Regions from separate parts of the Homo sapiens genome. Here region 1 is linked to region 2. The links are chromatin contacts, found by Hi-C in ENCODE. All regions are on one chromosome and are shown on one strand. The core of a region is the stretch at or near the end of the contact, and the rest is flanking DNA. Distances in the headings are between cores, read along the strand shown.

Region 1 (6,961 bases), core at 3,218-5,717, 320 kb before region 2:
GAACCTTTTCAATAAAGTTCTGTAAAGAGAAAGTCTCAATAAGCAATTACGAGATGTCTAAGGCATTATAAGACTTATGTGAGTTAATGAAGGTATAAGCACATCTAATACTGAACCTTTGTGAGGGTTTCTTTTATCAATTTATTTTTAAATGGACTACCAAAAAAGGCCTAAAATGGCCTAAAAATAGACTTTTGAGAACTAAGAAAGCAAAATGTAGTTCCAACATAAAATTACCATTGCCTTCCTCATCCTATAACCAATAAAAATTCCTTTGCAACAAATATAATTACATGGAAAATCTCTGTAGAGAAAAATGTTATATCCTTAAATACCACTTAACTTCAAGCATTTGTTTAATATCCAAACTGTTTTAAAAAAATAACAATGCCAGAGAATTTTCTGTAAGAGAATCTTCCCATTTTTGATTGGGTAGCCCGTCAGATGGGAGAATAACAGGCCAGTGATGGACAGCTCCTAGGCCTGTGGTCGGTGTTAAGAACACAAACTTCTCCAAGGCAGGGATTCAGGAAATCTGTAAGTCTTTTAATACCTTACATTGTAAAGTACCTTTTGATGTATTTATAACTGAAAAAAAATTATTCAAACAAGAACAGAGTATTATGGTACAAAGTCTCTTATAGGTCACTGGGAATAGAAAAAAAGATAAATTCTTTGCTTATCAAGCTTAACAATTTACAAATAAGCAATATAATTTGTATAAGAGTCACAAATTGTGCTAAGGGAATCCAGAGAAGTAAAACAGAAAACAAAAGGTTTTATAGAAGACATGGTATTTGAGCTGAACCTGAAGAGATGGGCTTCTGAAAGATGGAAGGAGTCACTCTGTTATTCTCAGAAGAGCAAGCCAAAGGTACAAATAAAAGGTGAGACAGCATGGGACATATTTGGAGAATCATCAGTTTGCCTGGAGACAAATACATAACTTAAAGATAAGGTGATGATGGGTAGCCACACTGAGGCATCACAGAAATAGAACTGAGCTTGGAAAAGTACTTCAACCTCAAATTCAGATGAATTTCTTCTACAGTTTCCCTACCATGAACCGTTCAGCGTCTGCTTGCCTAACTCTGATACACAAAGACCTTCTCCTGGGATAGCCCTGCTGACATGTAGCAAATGATTATTCCAGAAGGCAATAGAGGAGACTCTGAAGTTTCTTAAACAAGGAGATGACATAAAAGCATACGTCAGCAATGCTGAGGGTTTGGTTCCAGTCCATCACGTTAAAGTGAGTCATGTGGACTTTTTTGGTCCCCCAGTGTACATAACAGTTATGGTTACACTATACCGTATAAGTGTGCGAGAGCATTATGTATAAAAAATACATATCTTAATTAAAAATACTTTATTGCTAAAAATCGCTAACGATCATCTGAGCCTTCCACTAGTCAAGCTGCACCCTTTTTGCTGGGGTGGCGGGGGGGTCTTGTTTTGATGTTCATGACTGCTGACTGATCAGGGTGGTGGTTGCTGAAGGTTGGGGTGGCTGTGGCAACTTCTTAAAACAAGACAATGAAGTCTGCCATGTCAATTGACTCTTCCTTTCATGAAAGATTTCTCTGTAGCATGTGATGCTGTTTGATAGCATTTTGCCCACAGTAGAACTTCTTTCAAAACTGGAATCAATTCTCTCAAATCCTGCTGCTATTTTATCTACTAAGTTTATGGAATATTCTAAATCATTTGTTGTCAACAATGTTCATAGCATCCTCACCACGAATAGATTCCATCTCAGGAAACCACTTTCTTTGCTCATCCATAAGAAGCAACTCCTCATCTGTTCAAGTTTTATCATGAGGTTGAAGAAATTCAGTCACATCTTCAGGCTCCACTTCTAATTCTAGTTCTCTTAGTATTTCTACCACATCTGCAGTTACTTCCTTCATGAACATCTTCTATGAGGGTTGGAATCTACTTCTTCCAAACTCCTGTTAATGTTGACATTTTGACCTTCTTCCATGAATCATGAATGTTCTTCATGGCATCCAGAACGATGAATCCTTTTCAGAAGGTTTTCGATGTACTTTGCCCAGATCCATCAGAGGAATCACTATTTATGGCAGCCATAGCCTTGCGAAATGTATTTCTTATAGGACTTAGAAGTCAAAATTACTCCTCGATCCAAGGGCTGTAGAATAAGTGCTGTATTAGCAGGCATGAAAACATCAATCTTCATGTACATCTCCATCAGCGCTCTTAGGTGACCAGGGGCATTGTCAATGAGCAGTAATATTTTGAAAGAAATCTTTTTTTCTCAGCAGTTGGTCTCAACAGTGGGCTTGAAATATTCAGTAAATCATATTGCAAACAGATGTGCTGTCATCCAGGCTTGGCTATTCAATTTACAGAAGACAGGCAGAGTAGATTCCGCATAATTCTAAGGACCCTTAGGATTTTCAGAATGGTAAACGAGCACTGGTTTCAACATAAAGTTACCAGCCGCATTAGCCCCTTAAAGAGAGTCAGCCTGTTCTTTGAAACTTTGAAGCAGGCACTGGCTTCCCCTCTCCAGCTGTGCAAGTCCTAGATGGCATCTTCTTCCAATAATAGAAGGCTGTTTCATCTGCTCTGAAAATCTGTTTAGTGCAGCACCATCATCAATAATCTTTGCTAGATCTTCTGGATAATGTATTGCAGCTTCCACAGCAGCACCTGCTGCTTCACCGTGCACTTTTATATTATGAAGACAGCTTCTTTCCTTAAGCCTCATGAACCAACTTCTGCTAGCTTCAAACTTTTCTTCTGCAGCTTCCTCACCTCTCTCAGCCTTCACAGAATTGAAGATAGTTAAGACCTTGCTCTGCATTAGGCTTTGGCTTAAGGGAATGTTGTGGCCTGTTTGATCTTCTACCCAGACCACTCAAACCTTCTCCTTATCAGCAATAAGGCTATTTCACTTTCTTATCATTCAAGTGTTCACTGGACTACTACTTTTAATTTCCTTCAAGAACTTTTCCTTTGCAGTCACAACTTGGCTAAGTGTTTGGCTCAAGAGGACCTGGCTTTTGGCCTGCTTCAGCTTTTGACAAGCCTTCCTCACTAAGCTTAATAATTTCTAGCTCTTGATTTAAAGTGAGAGAAATGCGACTCTTCCTTTCACTGAAACACTTAGAGGCCACTGCAGGGTTAATAATTGGTTAACTGAAATACGGTTGTGTCTCAGAGAATAGGGAGGTCCAAGGAGAGGGAGAAAGACGAGGGTATGGCTGGCGGGTAGAACAGGCGGAACACATAAAACATGTCAATTAAGCTCGCCATTGTGGTGCCTCAAAACAATTACAATAGTAACATCAAAGATCACTCATCATGAATCATCAAAACAGATATAATAATGATGAAAAAGTATGAAACATTGCAAGAATTAACAAAACGTGAAACAGAGACACCAAGTGAGTACATGCTGTTGACAAAATGGCGCCCATAGACTTGCTCAATGCAGGGGGTGCCAAAAACTTTCAATCTGTAAATAATGCATTATCTGTCAAGTGCAATAAAGCAAAGGGCAATAAATGAAGTGTGCCTGTCCTTAATGTCTTGTTTTAGAAGCAGTGGTATATGAGATAACTATAATTAACAATTATTAAACCACTACTAAGTACCATGTACTCTTCTAAATACTTTAGAACTCTTTTTTCATTTACTTTTTCCAAAAATCCCATGAGGTTTTACAGATGAGGCACAGAGATGCTAAGCAGCTTACCCTGATTCACATAGGATGTGTGAGATCTGGGATTAAAACCTAGACAGTCTGGCTCCTAAACTCACTGCCTTGACACCAAGCTAGGTTGCCTCTTAAGGAGGAGAGAAAAGACAGGAAATCTGTTAGAACAATGGATCTCAATCAGTTCCCTCTTTCCACATCTCAAGGATGCAGAGCACGCCTCTCAATAACTGTGGCTCACGATGGCACTCGGTTAGGGTTTTAAAGCAGAATAAAAAGAGGGCACAGAAAGAAGTAACATTTCAGAGAAACAGAAACAGGAAAGTCAGGAAGAGAAACTAGTTTTGTGGGGAAATAAGTGATTCGGTTGAAGATGAATTTCAGATACAAAGGAGACATGCTGATAGAACTGTTCAACAAAAAGCTAGAAATTGGGCAAATCAAAGAGAAAATTCAAGATTAGAGAGACACTTTATAAGGGAATCTACACGATTAGAGAGGGTAGAATAGTGAGAGAGGCTGGAACACAAAAGGGTAAGTGGATTGAAGACCCCCTTTTAAAGGAGGGAAGAAGTGGGAAAAGAAGGAAAATATTTATGAAATATCTTCCATGTGTCCGGCACTACTTTATATTGGTGGCCTAATCCACTGACTATTCAGGAGGTTCAGGAGGCAGGTCTTATGCCAAAGCCACAATTCTTACACAGTGGAGCCGCACTGGCAAGCCTGGATCTAACAGCAAAGCTTACATGCTTCCCACCACACCACTCACCTGGGGACTGGCGGGGTGTGAAACAGAAAAACAGAGAGATGCCAGGGAGAGCATGTGACAGAGGCCAGAAGGGCTCTCAGCAAAACAAAAGCAGCTTTATTCCAAGTATACACATCTTTCTAGTATTTGAAGGAGACAGAAAACAAACCTCTCAAGTAGAAAACCTTCAGATAAGACATCTAGGTTTACAGAACTTTTAAGTAGCTTTTAAACCTCATTGTTCTCATTCTTTAGAAAGGTACAAACAAAAACTTTCTATTAATTTCTCAAAAGTAAGTACTCTAAAGAAGCAGTAATCTGAGAGTTTAAGATCTATACTGAAACCTTTTCAGAATCACAGCAGTGATGTAATCTAAACAACAATAACTGATGAAAAACAAGACTAGCACACACAGGAGTAGAGATTTTTAACAATTGAGATTCATTCCCATCAGCTGGTCCATTCATTCTAGTGGTTCAGCCACTAACGTGAAATACTCTTGAAACTGTGAAATAACCGATAAGTAACTAATAATGAAACTAATATTAACCACTAAAAACTATGCTTTCTTTTCAAAGGTAATAAAATGGTTGTCCTTATCTGGGTAATATAAAATCTGTATTTGAATAAGAAAATGAAGAGAGTTTGATTCAGTTCCTGGGTATCCTTCAATACATTTTCTACACACTTTGCATCTATGGTGTGTGTGTATGTGTGTGCACTGAAACACAAGAAAGATAACATTACCCATACTGAGGTGCCTTTTAAAAAAATCATACCTCTATCTGTACATCTAAATCTACCCTCACTCTCCCTAAGGGAAGCTCAGCTTTCCACTGCGTGGCTGCCTATAGTTCATCTGATCAGTCCCCTGCTGACAGACATTTACATTCCGGTTTTCTGCTGTTACAAACAATGCCGTAGGAAACGTTCTTGCCCAGAAACCTGCGTTCTGCGAGCAGATCTGCAGGAGGAACTCAGAACCGCTGGGCCTTAGAGATATGCATTGTAAATACTCATATACATTACCGAACCAGCCCCGAAAAGCTTCATCACTTTATCCTTTCCCTCGCTTTGTATGACATTGCCTGTCTGACCACACCTGTATGACACTAGCTTTTAAACTGTTTTCATTCTCTGCTAGTTTGATAGAAGAATCTTAAAATGAGCATTTTCCCAAGTATATTAACTATTAGTACCTTCCCCCACCAAAGGACAGCCTGTTTATACACTTTACCTATTTTTCTGAATTCTTCATCTTTTTCTTACAGATTAGCAAGAGTGTATGTATATGAATGGAATTAGCCTGTATCCGTCATAAGTCAGAAGTATTTTTGCTAATTTAATATTACTTGTTTACTTAAATGTATCAATTATATCCTTAATGGCCACTAGACTTTGTGCTGTCAGTCTCAGAAAGGGCTTCCATAGGCCGGATGCAATTGGGAGGCTGAAGTGGGCGGATCACAAGGTCAGGAGTTTGAGACCAGCCTGGCCAATATGGTGAAACCCCATCTCTACCAAAAATACAAAAATTACCTGGGCGTAGTGGCGGGCACCTGTAGTCCCAGCTACTCAGGAGATTGACGCAGGAGAATCATTTGAACCCAGGAGGAGGCAGAGGTTGCAGTGAGCTGACATCACGCCACTGCACTCCAGCCTGAGCGACTGAGCGAGACTCCGTCTCAAAAAAAAAAAAAAAATGGTGGGCTTCCATATTCCAAGATCATAAAAAAAATGCTGTCTATTATTTTCTCCAAGTAGTTTAATAAACAGCTTTATAATTTTCCAAATCAAACTGTTTCAGTCCATTTAAAGAACAACTCATCATATTCCTTTCACACTGACAATTCTAGTCTAAACTGCAGCCAAGCTGAACTGCGTTTTGGCTGATAAAGCGTTTTCTCACCACCAAAAGAGGAAAGCAATCACAGTGGGCCAGGGACCTGGATGCAGCAACACTGCCTTGACACCAGCAACTCTGCTCACCTGAGACTACTCAGTAAGAATCTAGAACCAAAGGGTCCCCCAAGCAACCTGAAATTAGGAGTTTTAAGAAAAACCAAAAGAAAGTGCTATCTTACATAGTAGGTTATACATTTATGAACTAGTTACTCTGAAATGCAGCACAGATTAAGAATACAAAGTCAAGGAAAGAGTAGCAGGCTCGAAATAAGTTATTCAAAGAGATCTTTAAAAAGATATACTTAAAGAAAAATACGACACTCAGGAAGTTGGATAACCAACTGAATGTGGGGCTTCAACTTGCTTGTGTGGGAGGAGAGTCAAATTTAAACTTACTGATGCTAAGATGAGTAAAGAGACACTGGCTCAGAAGTTGGCAGAGTGTGCCAAGCTGAAGAGATGCATGCCTGAGAGGGGATGTGCCCATGGGCCTGATGGACAGGAGAGAGGCCCAGCTTCTCTGAGGTTCCCGCTCTCAAAACAAAACCGACCCTGGGAGAGAGCACAGGCAATCAGAGCCTCCCAAGCAGCTCACCTCAGAGCACACATCTTCCTACCC
Region 2 (7,253 bases), core at 3,325-5,824:
TTTCCTTCTTTCTCCTTGCCAGTTGACTCGCAATAGAGCTTTTCTTCTCTCAAAAGCCAATGCCATGGTGTTGGCCTCTATGTGCATCAGGCAGTGAGCCCAGTGATTGCTTGGTAACATCGGCATAACATTTATCTCTAAGAAAAGTGCCTTTTATGCTACTGGAAATTGCATTCTTTCATCTGCCAAAATATTATCCAGCTTGTGCACCCAGAGAAAGCCAGGGGCAGAGGAAAGAGCGTTTTCCTGGGAATCAAGAAACCGAGTTATATTGTCCCCGTTCTGCCACCACAAGTGACTTAACTTCCCTGGGTCTCTTAGGTGTATATAACAGGGGGCTGGAGAGAGAGGTTCCTATCTGTTTTGGGTCTAGGATTCTGGACAGGGGTTTCTCTGGACCCAACCTTTTTTTTTTTTTTTGGAGACGGAGTCTTGCTCCATCACCTGTGCAGTGGTGCAATCTCAGCTCACTGCAACCTCCGCCTCCTGCACTGGGTTCAAACCAGTCTCCTGCCTCAGCCCCCCATAGTAGCTGGGATTACCACACCCAGCTAATTTTTGTATTTTTAGTAAAGACACGGTTTCTCCATGTTGGCCAGTCTGGTCTTGAACTCCTCATCTCAGGTGATCCGCCCGCCTCGGCCTTCCAAAGTGCTGGGATTATAGGCGCGAGCAACTGCATCTGGCCTGTACCCAATCTTTTGACTCCACTGACCCTTGCTTTGGTTTGGGCTCTTCAATATGCATGTGACTGAATCTGAATAACACTAAGTAACTTGCCTATGTTCCCCATAAACTAATTTTTTGTATTTTTGCCTTATTCCCACAGATGGTAAATGTGTTGAAGGCACACAATAGGCAAGCACTTAATCAATGCTTATTTAACTCAAATCCAGTCCACCATTAATTACACGAAAAATCTCAACACCTCTCTACTTAGACTGATTAAAATGAAATTATTCAAATACTCTTTTTTTTGGAGATAAGGTCTCACTCTTTTGCCTGGATGGAGTGCAGTGGTGCAATCTTGGCTCACTGCAACCTTGACCTCCCAGACGCAGGTGATCCTCCCACCTCAGCCTCTCAAGTAGCTGGGACTCCAGGTGCATGCCACCACACCTGGCTAATGTTTTTGTATTTTTAGTAGAGGTGGGGTTTCACCATGCTGCCCAGGCTGGCCTCGAACTCCTGAGCTCAAGTGATCCACCCACCTCAGCCTCCCAAAGTGCTAGAATTGCAGGCGTGAGCCACCATGCCCGGCCCAAATATTCTTACTTTGGAAAATACTTTTACATCAAAAGCAGCATGCAGAAGCTCACCCACAGATCTCTATAATTTCACCCCTCCTGCCCCGTATTGACCTTGGAGGACCCAGAGCAGCCGTCAGAGGCCCAAACCTATGAGTTCTCAAAGGGAAATCAGGCAAAAATGAGTTTTATCTAAGTCTGATCATAAGATTGGCAGTATTGATTTTGTCCTCCTTTGCTGGTGCTCAGTGGTACTTTAATAAAGGACTATAAGTGCTGTGAAATCAAAATGTAAGGGCTGACAGATTTAAGAAATTATTTCTTAGCAAGCATCTTGTGATCAATAGCAGTTTGGTCTAGATTTTGACATACACAAAACTTATTTCATTTATCTTTGTATTATTTTCAATGTTTACTACCTTGCAGAGATGTCTGACAACTCACTAGACATCTGATGTATTGGGTTGAACTGAGTTTCTAGTTCTAGAGATTTGTCTGTAATGGTCACCAATTTCTACATATTTTAAAAAATGTATTCATAACATAAAAGACAATTCCTAAATACCTATAATTCTTTCCAGCCAAATAGACATACTGATGCCTCTGAATATGTTCTTCCCCCCAACCCCACTTCTGGAAAAGAAAGAGACCTGCTCAGGTTCCTGGTGTGGTTGACATGAAGACGGCAGAGGGAATTGGGATCTGAATCTTTGTCTTCTGCCTGATTATCCAACCAAAGCCCCCGCCCTGCCCCAACTATGAGTGAGCAGGCACCAGCTGTGACCACCATGCAAGAACAGTTCTAACTGAAGAATGTGAGGTTGGATTTTTTTAAAAATCTGGTCAGCAGAAAAGGAGTTTCTCAATTCTTTTGTCAATTTCACTAAGGAGAAATACGATTCTGAGACATTCTTTGAATTTCCAGCCCAGTTTCCTCTCTGCAAGGGCCCTGACATCCTCAGAGTGAAACCTGGTAGGCTTTTGCTTTCTGTCTGGCCCTTGGGGTTGGTCTGCAGACAGGGGTTCCCCCTTAGGGAGCCACTCAGAATGGCTAGATTTGGGGATGACTGAATTCAGCCTGAAGCCTATGAGCCCACCAGAGCACACTGTTTCGCTTCCATGCAGCTTCTAGAAAAGTCCCAGAACTGCAATGCAACTGCAATGCAACCTCACTCACCGCAGCCCCACAGCCTCAACTAACTAACCTAGAAGTCTGGCCTTAGAGTTCCCCGGGTGTTTGAGGTCTGGACATCTGCAATCCGTGACTTGTGCCTCTGGTCCTAGTTCGCACTTAGTCCTGTTCAGTGCCCACCGCATGCCCCTGCTGGCTGGGGACACACTCCAATCTTTTTTACATCCTATGTAAAGAAGTGACCAGCTTTGTTCTGGATACACACAGTGTGGATACACGGAGCTGCTGGGGCTGGCAAGTGCTTGCCATGGGGTCTCTCTAATAAGCACCACCTGAGAACCAGGTATTGGAGGCATAAGAGCACACACTCCCACTTTCAACAGAGAAATTCCACTCCGGGAAGGGGGAAGAAACAAAACAGCCTCCCCCAAGTCAGAGCAGGGCAAGGCAGAAACCAGCCACTCCTGGGTGATCTCACATCACCCGGACCTGCTCCGGCTCCTCTTCTGGCTTGGAGCTGGGGAAGAGGCACGCTTAACGCCCAGGCAGGCCAAGCTCGGGCAGGGGCCTTTCCAGGAAGCATTGCTAAGCGGTGGCCGTGGTGTTTCCTGGGAGGGCAGGCCTGGCCAGTACTTCTGCCATCCAGGCCCTTGAGTCAACCTGGCTGCCTTCCCCTCCAGCCTCCAGGCTTGTAGTGGGAGCAAGGACTCTGCCTTAGTTACCACCTCCAGGAGTCCAGCCCAGCTCCGGGTGCCTGGGAGACACTAGGCCCTTGTGGAGCCGGCTTCTTACCGCAGGAAGACCATGAACCCTACATCCACATGGCCCCAGCCTCCATGCCGCCTTGCTCCCTTTCACCTCCTGGGCAGCCTCTTGTCAGGAATGCACAGCTCTTGCAGGGCAGGGGTGGGGTTGGGGAGTTCTAGGTTCTTCCTTGACCTGGGCACAGTGGGTGCTTGGGGGGCGGTGGGAGGCGGGAGGGAACCGTTGTCCTGAGCAGCTTCCTAGCTGACACAACCTCCATTTTCTGAGGAGGCTGCCCCTCTCCACAGCACTACACTTCACACACATAAAACGCTCCCTATATATGTGAGGATATTTTAAGTCAGTGACTCTCAAACATTACTGTGCTAGATGCAGATTCCCAGGTCCTGTCTCCAACAGACTCTGGGTGGTGAGCTCAGGACTGGGCCTGGAACCTGCCTGCGAATGAGCTGCTCAGGTGGCTCATCGAGTGTCTGCTGACCTCAGCGAGAGGCAGCAGCTTAGGGTCCCCTCCCTCTCTGTACCTGGAGAAGTGGTAGTCTTCACAGACCCTCTCGGGAGCCCCCACCCCAAATCTGCCTAGAGAATCGCATGGAGAGCCCAGCAGCAGCCCTGGCCCCACCAACAGAAAATGAGGGGCCAGCCAGGGACAGCGGAACAAGGCAGAGACCCCTCGCCACGCTCACAGAGCTTCTGGCCCAGGAGTCCCAGCGTCCACCCTGGGAGCTTCTGCAGCGCCTTCTCTGAGGCTGCACCAGCTGTTCTCACGGCTAAACCCCAGTTGGGCATCCCTGGTCCCCACTTCTGCCCTTCATTGCCCAGGGCTGTGGGTGTTGTGGTCACAGATGGACTGACTTATAGGCCCTTCCTCTCTCTTCTCATGGTTGCCAACCAGGCTACTGCAGGTCCCCACAGCCCCTACGCCCCCAGGCTGCAGCTGCTCCGTCTGACTGCCCCACACATGTTTTCTGGATACCTTCAAGCTGCATCTTCTGCCCCTTCCCTGTGAAAAGCTGTGTGAGTTGAGGAACTGAAATCATTTTGTTTATATGTTATAAACACCCAGGTTTCTCACTGAACCCACAAAAACCTCAGATACTAAGGGAAAAAAAGTATCTAACCCTCTGAGAACATCTATGTATTCTGCGTTTAACTTTTAAATTCAGGGCCCAGCACAGTGGCTCACACCTGTAATCCCAGCACTTTGGGAGGCCAACATGGTGAAAACCCCACTTATCTACAAAAAATACAAAAAATAGCCGGGTGTGGTGGTGCACACCTATAATCCCAGCTACTTGGGAGGTGGAGGCAGAATCACTTGAAACCAGGAGGTGGAGGTTAAAGTGAGCCATGATCACGCCACTGCACTCCAGGCTGGGTGACAACAGTGAAACTCCATCTCAAATAAATAAATAAATTCAACTCAACAATTCAAGAGGTCTGGGTGAGAGCACCTGCTCTGTGCCAGGTGTGCGTGTATAGTTTCTGTTTCCTAATTATAAACTGAGGGTGGCTGCTTTGTCATTTTTGTCCCCCATGTGTATCTGAGCGCCGGGACAGCAGGTCTCACATGCGCGCCCGTCGGACACTCTACCTGCTGAGTCAGAATTTCCAGGGGAAGGTGCTCACTTGTATATGTATACATTTTATTACTGAAAATAATACACACGGTAAGAAAAAAAGCAAGCAGGTAAACATTTCCAACCTCCACGGGATTCTATTCTGCACTACGATGGCAGCCTTCAGCCTAGACCGTGTCCTGGCACGTGCCAGCTGCTCAGCAGGTGTTTGATGAAAACTCAGCATGGCCTCTGAGCTTTGTCCCTGGCCCTGACCCCAGCAAGGCATGCTTCTTCCACACACGGGATAGATTGTTTTCAATGAAGCAGAGTGAATGTCGTTCTCAGGTGTAGTTGCAAGAAGCCACACTCAGCAATGCTCTCTGAGGCGATTTCCAATAAAGGACCGCCTTGCACAGGGCAGCTAACACCCCCACGCTCTGAGGACCTGGGCTCCCCGAAATGTCCTTCTGCACTCTGCATTTAAATGCTGACTATTTTTTGGTTTTAGTTTCTTATGGGCTTCCATTCCAAACAACTCATTACAGTCTTGTTCAATTTCTTCTTTCTCATGTTCTAGTGGGTTCGTGATTAGACACGCCACGCCTCATAATGTTGTGCTTGGATAAGCAATCTGCTATTTTCACAGCTTCTTCAGGTTAATGCATCCGTTCCTCATAATGCTTCTGTGAGTCAGGCAAGGCCGTGGGATCCCATTATCCAGATGAAAACACAAAGCCCCTAGAGAGAATTCGTGATTTGCCAAGGCCAAGGCAATGAGTAAGAAGTACTGCTTAATAAATGTTTGCTGAATGCATATCTATTAATGCTAGAGTTTATGTAATGACATTTACTGATTTTTTTTCTTCTAATTATAAAGGTAACACATGCTCATCATAGGGAATATCAGAAACGTACAGAGAAAAAAACTAAAATTACTTGCCAGTCCAATCACAAAAAAAAACTTGTTTATATTTCCTTATAATTCCTATATATATTAAGATCCCAATGTACATCCAATTTTGTATTTTGCATATTTTCATTGAAATTGTATAAGGATAACTTTTATAAGCCATTAGATATCTTTGATATCAATATTTTAAGACGTTCTAACAACGTGGCGTTTACAGAAGCAGATTGCAAAGGTGATTCACGAGGACGTGGTGGTTGGCCATCTCTCTGGGATAAGTGGTCTTCAGCCGGGCACCTGCTGCCCCACAGGCTTTTGAAGAAGGTGTACTGTAGCTGTTGTGTAGGCAACTGATGTGGCAACAGTCGGCCCCGCTTCCTGGCTGACACGCTCTTCTCCAGGACAGCTTTGCTCCCCAGCAAGTGCAGCAAAAATTCACTCCAGAATCAGTCACTTGCCTCTTTCCGTGGGCATGACTTTAGAGCCATTGGCTTTAGAGCTGAGTTGGCCACCACCCTGTGCCTGCATGAGTGGAAAGGTATAGTGTAATTCATCATAGACGTATAGTGTAATTCGTGTATCCATTTCCCTCCTGGTATGCATAGAAATTGCTTCTACTTCCTTTACACTATTATAAATAACTCTATCATGAACATCTTCATGTTTATTTTCAAGTAAGGTTTCTATTTTGCTCCCTGCAGCCCTGTCCATGGGGGCCTATTTCAACTTCTTTCACAGTGAATTTTTTCCATCATTTTATTATTTTGGTTCTTCATGTTTATTTCTAAAACTTGACACAATGTAGAAAGACAGCTCCTAATTCTCTCTCTGTAAATCCAGACGTTTCAGAGCTTTCCTTCCAGACTCTTTTCTGGACAAAACATTTATAATGGGTCCAACTCCAAAATAGTATTCATGACAACCTGGAGCTTGAAGTGGGGAAAAACAAAACAGTGAAAACAATGAATGGAGTATGTCTTTAACTGAGAATGAGAAGAAGTGCCAGGAAACATGAGCATGCTGTTATTCCAGGAAGATGCCCTTCAAGATGGCAGGGTGGCTGGGCTCTCCTTGGGAGACCTGAGGGCAGTTCCAGCTTGAGCGGATTCTTTCCACTCATGCAGGCACAGGGTGGTGGCCAACTCAGCTCTAAAGCCAATGGCTCTAAAGTCATGCCCACGGAAAGAGGCAAGTGACTGATTCTGGAGTGAATTTTTGCTGCACTTGCTGGGGAGCAAAGCTGTCCTGGAGAAGAGCGCGTCAGCCAGGAAGCGGGGCCGACTGTTGCCACATCAGCTGCCCACGCAATAGCTACAGTACACCTGCTTCAGAAGCCTGTGGGGCAGCAGGTTCCCGGCTAAAGCCCACTTGTCCCAGAGAGATGGCCGACCACCACATCCTCGTGAATCACCTTTGCAATCTGCTTCTGTAATCACCATCAGTCTCTCTGTAGTCATAATTGTCAAAGTGTGCAAATAGTTATTAAAATATTGATTAAAGAAAACCAACAACCATTTATCATCATGGAAGAGTGGTTGTTAACTGCTTTTATCTCGGCAGAGCTTCATGGGGAGCTTGAAAAAGCTCATTGTTTGTGTGTTTTGAGCTGTAAGAGTTGGGAAGTGTGATTAGACTCAAAG

Evidence for each region. A loop is a pair of places that touch in the nucleus more often than their neighbours do. Pooled maps may share reads with other maps.
Region 1: a loop to region 2 is called in a map with no recorded cell type, with 6 times the contacts of the local background. The contact joins two enhancer-like sites. A Hi-C loop is called at or near these places in 9 of 37 single-sample maps with no recorded cell type and 8 of 50 pooled maps.

The regions. Positions count from the first base shown.
Region 1 is chr6:157,877,611-157,884,571 of GRCh38, reverse strand. All of the region lies in intron 4 of SNX9 (sorting nexin 9), which reads right to left. Among named protein-coding and RNA genes, the nearest start is that of SNX9-AS1, 12 kb to the left of the region's middle. Within about 2 kb of position 4,467, at least 2 of the 41 ENCODE cell types and tissues checked have a DNase peak (open chromatin) inside an H3K27ac peak, as active enhancers do.
Region 2 is chr6:157,558,972-157,566,224 of GRCh38, reverse strand. All of the region lies in intron 2 of ZDHHC14 (zDHHC palmitoyltransferase 14), which reads right to left. Among named protein-coding and RNA genes, the nearest start is that of MIR3692, 33 kb to the right of the region's middle. RefSeq lists enhancers at 4,048-4,127, 4,248-4,327, 3,437-4,410, 4,688-4,817. Within about 2 kb of position 4,574, at least 6 of the 41 ENCODE cell types and tissues checked have a DNase peak (open chromatin) inside an H3K27ac peak, as active enhancers do.